Linked DNA regions of Homo sapiens: region 2 is linked to region 1. A link is a loop called in an ENCODE intact Hi-C map of the cell type or tissue named here. Cell type or tissue: heart left ventricle. All regions are shown on one strand. Region 1 overlaps LINC00298 (long intergenic non-protein coding RNA 298). Region 2 has its middle 11 kb from the start of LINC01871.

Region 1 (5,000 bases):
GGAGAATTGCTTGAACCCAGGAGGTGGAGGTTGCGTGTGCCAAGGTCATGCCACTGCACTCCAGCCTGGGCGACAGAGCAAGACTCCGCCTCAAACAAACAAACAAACAAACAAACCATTCTAATGCCCGGCCTTCCTGGCAGATGCATGATTTATATATGTTTCCCAAGTGTGTGATTGAGTTTTCTTCATTTATGTTTCAATAATCTCTTCAATCTTCACTGAAATCATCAGTCCCTGTCAGCAATTAATGTGCTCAGACCTGCCTATGTATATCTGAATTATCCACTTGCACCCTCTGCATTCTGGACTCCAGAATCTGTCTGACGTTCCAGATGCTAATTGCCATGGTCTAGATCTAGGCAGGACTCTGAGTTGACAATTCGACCTCGCTTCCTCCCTGCGGCATCCACAGTGTGCTCCAGCCCTAACCCAGACTCCACGTGGAGAAGCAGCCTAATGCTCTGATCTGCTGTTGAATTGTGCCATATGGTCTTTAAAAGGCTTTGTCTTTTTCTTTTTTTCCAAACAGTCAAGATGAAATTGGCTTCTGGTCAGTAACTCGCTTTCTTTCCCTCCTCTAAGGTAGAGTCGCCAAAAAGGATTTTGTTTTGTTCCATTTTGCCTGCAACGATATGGATCGCCAAATAGGACTGCAAATTATCTACATTGTTTTTATGAAGAAAAATATATTTATTTTCCTAGCACTTGGAATCGTTGCTTGCTAAGGCCAGGGAACCGATGTTGTCCCCTGATTTCTGTCCCCCTCTCACCCTAATTGGAGAGATCTGAGCACACCAGAGGATGTTTGTGGCTAAATTGGGGTATTATGAAAATAGTTCACAAAGCAAGTGGAAAGCTATATATAAAAATGATATTTACTTCTCATTTTAAATGAAGCCTAAGACAAAAGGCATATAGGTAAACACAGCTGCAACATTTTTAGGCATATAATCAAATGCAAAAATAATATTGGAAAACTATGTTAATTATTGTAATTAAATTGTGAACGGTATTGATAGAAAAATATCTTTAAAACATATAAAATCAAAATGGAGCTTATCACATTATGAGAGTTTGCTCTATTATATATGATGTGCCTAGATGGAGGTGCCATTTAGCAAACTGCCCACAACTCCCCAGCAGTAGAGTAGAGGGAAGGAAGGGCTGAGGGACCAGAAAAGAACTCTAGACCTTTGCATAAATCTTAGCCCCAATTCCATGGTCTTGGGGAATAAGTTTGCCTGACCAACGTCTGAAAAAGTTGATAGAGAAGAGTCAAAAGGGCCTAGATTTTGGAGTCAAGTTTATCTGTGTTTGAAGCATGGCCCACCCACCTCTTACCAGGGTGTTTTTAGGATCCACATCCCCAGCTACAGCAGGAGACAAGGGTCTTGAGACCTTTAGAAATCCAAATTCTACTCGGACAACATAGTTGTCCTGGGCAAAAGGAAATGTGCCATGATCCCAACATTGTTTTCCTACATTGTTACTACATGGCTATGAAGTTTTTAGCCTTACTCCTAAATGTCTGGGGGTTTAAAGAATGGTTCAGCAAACGTGGCTCCCCCTTAAAGCCCACCATGTCCCCAAAGTCTAGAAGACTCTGTCTTTGGCTGCCTTTAATCTTAGAGTTCGTTTTCCTCCTGGATACCTGTGTTCAGAAGACACTTTGGCCCCAATAGAGGTGTCTAAAGCAGTGCCTGACTCTTCTTCTGGTCTACCACGTTCCTCTTGAGGATCCTTCTGAGTGCAGAAGAAAACTGGACATCAACCAAGAGGTTAACGGGTGCCATTTCTCCTCGTTACTTTGCATCATCCAAAAAAAAAAAGAAATGCTTCTTCAAGTTTTCCAGTCAATTGCACTCACAGCAAAGGTTGGTTGAGGAGCCACTCTGGAGCCTTCCCATCTGCTGCTTCATGGAAATGTTTGTACAGGATCTGGGCTTCCTGCCGAGCCCCGTTTCCATCATAAGTCGTGTGTTTCCTGTGCATGTTCTCACTCCACACATTAACCCCCTTTTCAGTTTTCACTTAAGTCTTATCTCTCACTTGATGAGCAATTTTTTCACTGGCTGGATCATTTGCAACAGTTTCACAAATGTCTTTTTCTCATTTCTGTAGAGAGAAATTGGTGAACTTGTTCATTCCTCAGATCTCAGCCACTGCTGAATTCATTTCTCTCTTTAGTTTACTCACTTTTATATTCTGGCGAAGAAACCTACGTGCCTTAGCTTGTCTCACTTTTTCATCATTTTCATCATCTGCACTAGCAGTTGGCCTTTTTTGGGGGGAGAGATGGACAATTATTTCACAGACGAACTAAATTTTTAGTAATTGAATACAAATAGCTGCATATACAGCAAACAGAGACACTCCGAGCCACCCAGGCGTGAGTCAGCTGTCACAGTAGGGGGGCTCAGTCATGGACCCCAGCTGCAGGGGACAAGCAGGTACTTACCTTAGCAAATTATCACAGTATTTGCTAAAGGCCTGCTCAGAGCGGCAGAGCAAGATAGATCTGTTGAACTTTACACCCTGGGCACCTCCATAGCACATTGGAAGTCACGTAAGCCAATCAGCCTCCAATAACCTACCTGTCAATTGAGAATCGTGATGATAATGATGCCTGCTTCACAGTATTGTGATGATTAAATGAAATAATATTTGTAAAAAAAATGTTTGAAAAAGTGTAGATGCTCTGTTATTATTTTCTACCGTCTCACAGAAATCCCATTTAGAATATCCCTCCACTCGGCAACCTGCCAAGGTGAGTTTGTAGTTTAAGGGTGATACGGTTTGGCTGTGTCCCTACCCACTTCTCATCTTGAATTGTATTTCCCATGATCCCCACATGTTGTGGGAGGGACTCAGTGGGAGGTAATTTAATCATGGGGGTGGTTACCCTCACGCTCTTCTTGTGATAGTAAGTGAGTTCTCACAAGATCTGATGGGTTTATAATGGGCTTTTCCCTGCTTCACTCAGCACTTCTCCCTCATGACACCATGTGAAGAAGGATGTGTTTGCTTTTCCTTCCACCGTGATTGTAAGTTTCCTGAGGCCTCCTCAGCACTGTGGAACTGTGAGTCAGTTAAACCTTTTCTTTATAAATTACCCAGACTTGGGTACGTCTTTATTGGCAGCTTGAGAATGGACCAGTAAAAAAGGCTAGAACTGAATCTATGTGGAGAAAATGTAGTGGGGAGGGGGTGTGCAAACTCTTAGGAAGTAAGTGTTTTCACAGTCAATAGAATATAAGATAGCAACCCTTGTGCTTTGCTGGTAGACATGTAAAATGGTTCAGGTTCTGTACAAAACAGTGTGGCCGTTCCTCAAGATTTTAACCACAGAGTTACAATAAAATCCAGCAATTCCTCTTCTGAGTGTTTACTCAAAAGAATGCAAAGTGAGGACTTGAACAATATTTGTACTCCAATGTTCTTAGCAGCTTCATTTACAATAGCCAAAACGTGAAAACAATCCAAATGTCCATTGACAGATGAATGGATAAACAAAATGTGGTAAATACATATAATGGGATATTATTCAGCCTTAAAAAGGAAGGAAAATCTGACATGTGCTACCACATGAATGACCCTTGACATTATGCTAAGTGAAACAAGCCAGACACAAAAGGATAAACATTATATGTGAGGTATCCAGAATAGTCAAATTCATAAAGACAGAAAGCAAAAAGGAAGTTACCAGGGGTTGAAGGGAGTGGAAATGAGGAGTTAGTGTTTGATGGGTACAGAATTTCACTTTGAGAAGATGGAAAATTCTAAATCTGGATGGTGGTGATGGTTACACAGTAATAGCAATGAACTTGACACTTAAAAACTGTTAAAATGACAAATTATATGATATCTATATTTTACCAGAATAAAAAATAAATACAATATTAAAGCTACCTACAACAAACAAATCAATACTGTCATTCTAAGAATGCTAGGTGAGTAATAATGTGTTTTGCAAATTAATTTCCTTTTATCACTCTTTAGACAGTCTCAATAATCATTTCTGTGGTGTCATTAAGATGGCTGTGAAATTCACCTAACTTCGTTGTAGATTATAAACAGACTAGAGGTGATTTATTTTGCCTTCATCTGGTCCTTCATCAAAATACTTAATAAATGTTTGGTCTTATGTATGAAAATGTCCTTCCTTTTGCACCCTAGGTTATGCCATAACAAGCAAAGATTTGTGGATTTGTGAGACATAAAAATGTTTGTAAGTATTTTTCACCATTTTCCTAGATTTTACTAGCTTTCTCCATGTAAGCCCATGTTAGAGTGTGGGCCATGAGGTCCCTGTGGGGTGCCCAGCTCTGAGGAACCCAGCCATGCAGTGCCACATCTAGGCTGCCATCACTCCATCTTTCCTTCCTTCTCTCTCTCAAGACCTCATTGCACAAATCACGTTTTTTAATGTCCTCCATTCTGTTTGTTTTTTCTCTTGATGACGTCTTCGTCCCTCTTTTTTTGCAATTATTCCCAATACAGATGATGTGCAACTCTAGCCACCAGGAGCCAACATTCTTTCAGTGGATAAAAAGGAGTTCCAATACTTTTTCTTACTAAGGAAATGGATTGCAAGGGATGGTGAATTATTAAAATAGTAAGTGTCCAATGAATGTTTGTCAATTGAAGTCAAACTGTTCTGAGAAATAATGACAAGGCATCATTCTGAGGTTTAATTGGAGAAGTCTTGTCCCAAACTCCACTCAAACGTGAAGGAAGGGCAGTATAACCCAGCAGTTAAGAGCATTCACTTTGGAAACAGCCATAGTTGGGACAGAATCCAGTCTTTACCACTGACTAACTAAAGGACACTAAATTTTAGAGTCTTCTTCCTGGGCATAATACTTGTGAAGTGAAATCAGGCTTGCAAAGTGCAAGGTCTATGTTTGTTTTGTACATAGTAGTTACTATGCTTATGATAATAAAATGGAAAAGTATTTTTCTCAGTGTTTTATTACCAGGAATATTTTTACCCTCCA
Region 2 (5,000 bases), 220 kb before region 1:
GCTGCCATCATGCCCCCTACGGAGATGAGAGCACTGAGACTTGGAGAGATCTGTGTATGTATGGGAAGCATCGTTTAAATCAAGGTCTGTGGGACTTCACAGCCCATGCATTTCCTATCACAGAATGCACCTGACGCATACTGTCACAGGGCATAGATGTGTACTGTGAAGTGTTATTTATCTTCATTTGGAAGGGTCTGCTGATTCTCTCTCCTTCAGCCCCACTATAAACTGCCTTTCTTCATCTCTGGCCAATTCAGCGTAACAGGATGGTCTTGTCTTCTGCAGCCAAAATTCAGGCCCTGGTGATGTTCTTGATTTGTTGTAAGAGACTCCAGTGCCCAGGGCAGTCAGCCTGGTTGATTCTGTCACAGTTCATGAATTCACATCAAAATGCACCTTTCCCCCTATAATTAAGTGAAGGCCTGACCTTCTAGACCCATCTGTGGCCTCTAGAGCCCCGCTTACAGCCTATAAACCCTTGAATTTCTAGGTGGTCTGAGCACCTATTAAATTTTTTATTTTTTCTGTTTTTTTCTTTTTTGTAGATAGTGTCTTTTTCTGTCACCTAAGCTGGCATGACATGGTACAATAATGGATCACTGCAACCTCCACTTCCTGGGCTCAAGCTTTGGCCTTCCAAAATGTTGGGATTGCAGGCATAAGCCACCATGCTTGGCCCTATTAAACTTTTTAACTTCAAGATGGCTCAGCAACAGAAGCAGGATCCAGTCCTCCACCCTGAGCTAGAGGTGAGGGCATGCAGAGCCTGTGAGCACGAAGGGAGCACAGAGTAGGGGAAAGAGCAGGACACAGGGATGCAGGAAACCATCAAGGTCACAGGTGTGACTCCACTCATCCTCTGCTCTTCCCTAATTCATTCTCTTTCTTCTTCCTTGAATCACTCGTTCATCTGAATGTGGCAGGAGCACACCATTGTGCCTCTCCTGTTCCCTCTAGAAGGCTCTGCCATGGCAGGCACACAACTGGAATGGGAGTCAAAAAAGTGTGCTTGAATCCTGGCTCTACCAATACCTCCCTACCCAACCTCAGGCATGTGGCTTGCCCTCTCTGTCTGCTGAGACCATTGTGAATGTAAGTGAAATCCTCCGTACGGCCTCTTTGCTTGCTGTTAATCCCTCTGTCAGCAAGGCTGTCATCATTCTCCGGTCACCCCTGCCTCTGAGCCCTCCTCCCCTGGCAAATTGTCTCCATCATCTTGATTTGGCAAGCCATTCCATCCACCATGGCCAGACACCACACAGGATAGCAGATTTCCATCTTGCCACCCAGACTTCTGGTGCTTCCAGGGAAGACTCTGTGTTAGGGTCTCTCCCTAAGCCCCAGCACCCTTGCTTTTAACTAGCAGGGACCTGCGACTGCCCTCTATGAATTAAGTTTAACCTAAAGCTGCCTCCTTATATATTTTATGTTCAGCCTAAATTTTTAAGTTCTCCATACCTAGTAAACAGCAACCTAGCTGGATGTATAAACAGACTGTAACCTACTCTTGTGCTAATCACTGAGTTTTAGCCAATCAAAGGTGGCCAACTGTTAAAACCAGTTCAAGTAAGACAAACACCAAGCTGTAAACAATCCAGTTGTTCTGATCTGACTTCCATTTTCTGTACATCACTTTCCTTTTCTGTCCATAGATCTTCTTCCACCACTTGGCTACACTGGAGTCTCTCTGAGTCTACCCTGAGTCTACTCTAGCTTGGGAGGCTGCCTCATTCATGAGTTGTTCTTTGCTCAATTAAACTCTGTTAAATTTAATTTGTCTAAGTTATTTCTTTTTAACATCTCTAAGCACATGAAGAGATAAATGAATGATTGAAGAACGAGAAAATAATACTTGGGTGCATGCCGTGCCAGAATCTCCATGCCCTTATGTTACATCTCTTGCCTTCAAGTCAAGTGTGGATGCTTCCAAGATGTAGAGAATACTCTTGCTTAAAAGGGAATAGACTCAGGATCCCTGAGAATAAATAAATCTGTGAAAATGTCCTGTTGCCTTGATGGTTTCCTTAATATCTGCTCCTCCTCCCCCTGCCCTCACCCCAAGGTATCTTTCCACACTCTGCTGTGTCATCACCCACTTGAGAATTCCTCCTGTAGTTTGGGTCTGCTCCTCCTCTGTCCTGCCCAGCAGCCTTCTCACCTACTCCTTTGTGCCTTGTGATTTGTTTTCATCTGCTTTCCTTACTCCAATCTGAGCTAGGGGTAGTCATCGTTTCTCCATGAAACCTTAATCACACAGCTCAGTGTGGATCTACCCTTCACTATGATCCATCCATAGCATCCTGCACTCATTCTACTCTAGCGTTGCTAAAAAATTGCAAAAAGACATTCACCCAGTTACCTGTCCTTTCACCCTATTGCAGTCTCCATATGCTTGTCCTCTTGCCTGTTGTCTTTCCAGACCTCAGCAGAGTACTAGACATGTACACATCACTTAATACATACATGTTTCTCAATGAATGCATTCATAGGAATTTCAGAAGACTTCCTGAGATTCCTCATGTTTACTTCTACCTAGCAAGAATCCTTCTAATGATGGTTTTTCCTATCTCTTTTCCAATAAAACATAACATCCATGTCTTTCAGCAGATCAAGTTTCTGATACTTGCAAGGCTCTCTTTAAATGCCAAAGCAGTACATGAATGAAGGGAAAAGTCTAAGCTCTGCCGCAAAACAAAATCTGTTTCTGGTCCTTCTGAAAAGTACCTGGATGGTGTCTCAACTCAATGTAATCACGTTAGGCTGAGCACCACTGAGATGCCAAGGCATTCCAGGAAGAGTGTGGGGTTTACATAACCTCAGGCTGAAAAATTTATTCTGCCTCAATCCTCATCTCCACCTGAAAGGGTGATGAGTTTTTTCTTGTTGACCCTACATGTAAATAATGATAAATCTGGAATTTTTGCCATGATAACAATTTGAGGGTCTATATTTTATGTTTACTTGGTAACTATTTAATTCAACAAATATCTACTAAAAATATCAGATAAAATAGGAACACCAGAAAAAGTGCCAGCTAAAAATATCTGATTGAGAGGGGATACAGTGGCCAAGAAAGAGAGACATTGCCTCCCCATGAAGCACGTTCAATCTTCCAGGGTAGCAGTCATTCAACAAGTAGGTATCAACCAATGACCCAACTTTTAAAATGATAATAAATAAAATTCTGTCTTTAGTTGAATGGAAACTTATGATATTGATGACATTATTTTAGAAAACTGAAATTATAGCTGAAATTTTTTTGTGTGTGATTTTCTTCTATAAGGTGATCATATAGTTTTTATACTGAACATCTTAGTTATTAAGAATGCCAGATAAAGCCAAGGTGGGTGGATCATGAGGTCAAGAAATTGAGACCATCCTGGCCAACGTGGTGAAACCCTGTCTCTACCAAAAAGTACAAAAATTAGCTGGGCGTGGTGGCGTGCACCTGTAGTCTCAGCTCCTAGGGAGGCTGAGGCAGGAGAATCGTTTGAACCCGGGAGGAGGAAATTGCAGTGAGCCAAGACTGTGCCATTGCGCTTCAGCCTGGGCAACAGGGCGAGACTCTGTCTCAAAAAAAAAAAAAAAAAAAAGTTTTACTCTGGTAAAATACAAAAACATAAAATAATTCCATTAATAGTTAAAAAGATGGTGACTTATTGATATTCATTTTGATTGCTCAAACTGCAAACAAACAGCTAAGGAATAACTAGGACAGTTACCATAATAATTAAATCCTATTTAGGATAAGCCTATGGCTTCATTTTCATGAGCAGTACCTAGAATTTTAAGAACATGCTTGAAATCTAAAATGATGATTTATTAGATATTTTAACACAGTTTTCTGTCATTATTTGATATGTCATGACAGAAAATATGCTTAAAGAGTTAGGTTGATAACATGGATTAGATTTTGAAAGAATTTGTACAATATCTTTTATTTTTCCTTGATATTTGGGAAGAAACTATTCAAAATGGACTCTTTTCTAAAGGAAATATGTTGTTAAACTACATTTTCTTTTAAATATTAATTAAATTGAATTGAAATTGTATTTAAATATTATGGAAAAGATAGTATAAAGCACGCAAATACAATTTTAAAAGGGGAGAAGACCACAATCTCAGCATTACAATAAAATCACATTCATTTTGGCATCTTTTCTCCAGTCTTTTATATGAAGAAACAATTTTAGATTGTGGTATTTATAGCAGCATGCTACTTTTTAGGTTTTATTTGAATAATTATGACACATTTTTAAATAATTTGAAATATCTATTAAAATCGTACAGAGAAATCTATTACCTTCTCCCAGCTTCCTCAAATGGAAGCATCTTACATGACAGGAGCACCATATCAATACCAGGAAATTGACCTTCATGCAATCTACTGATTACATTGCCTTATTCAGATTTCAACAGACTTTATAGGCACCTGTGTATGTGCCTATATATGTATGCCTGTGTGTATCACAGACACATACATGAGTGCCTATATATGTGTGTATTTTCTTTCTATATGACAGGATTTTTGTTTTTGGTTTTTTTTTTGAGACAGTCTTGCTCTGTCCCCAGGCTGGAGTGTAGTGGCGTGATCTCAGCTCACTGCAACCTCCGCCTATATATGTGTGTGTTTTCTTTATATATGATAGTGTTGGTTTGTTTGTTTGTTTGTTTGTTTTTGTGAGACGGAGTCTTGTTCTGTCCCCAGGCTGGAGTGCAGAGGCCTCAGAGCTCAACAAACAGTTCAGCTTGGCCTGACTTATACTCCAGTCTGTTAAGAATTTCTTCTGCACAAACATCACATGGCCTAGTGTGAACCCAAAGGACTGATGGGGAGCAGGGGGAGCAATAACCAGGCCTTCTAGAAGTCAGTCACTGTTATTGACAGCATTTTTAGGCACTTGATTGGGATAATACAATTTTCCCATTGTAACGTTTCCACTGTTGTGCCAAATTAAAGAGCTAACTCCTGCACAGGAGTGAAAATCAGTTGGGAT

What was found. A loop is a pair of places that touch in the nucleus more often than their neighbours do. Peaks named below come from ENCODE experiments on the same cell type or tissue, not always from the same donor. Only the 100,000 strongest peaks of a DNase experiment are listed, where the experiment ranks them.
Region 2: a loop joins it to region 1, with 2.3 times the contacts of the local background. A loop is called at or near these places in 1 of 110 quality-filtered maps.

Annotation. Positions count from the first base shown.
Region 1 is chr2:7,929,015-7,934,014 of GRCh38, forward strand. The region is part of intron 2 of LINC00298 (long intergenic non-protein coding RNA 298); the gene reads right to left. Among named protein-coding and RNA genes, the nearest start is that of LINC00298, 45 kb to the right of the region's middle. In heart left ventricle, no CTCF peak of the experiment used is centred here; a DNase peak (open chromatin) is centred at 1,947.
Region 2 is chr2:7,711,938-7,716,937 of GRCh38, forward strand. No RefSeq gene overlaps it. Among named protein-coding and RNA genes, the nearest start is that of LINC01871, 11 kb to the right of the region's middle. In heart left ventricle, no CTCF peak of the experiment used is centred here; no DNase peak of the experiment used is centred here.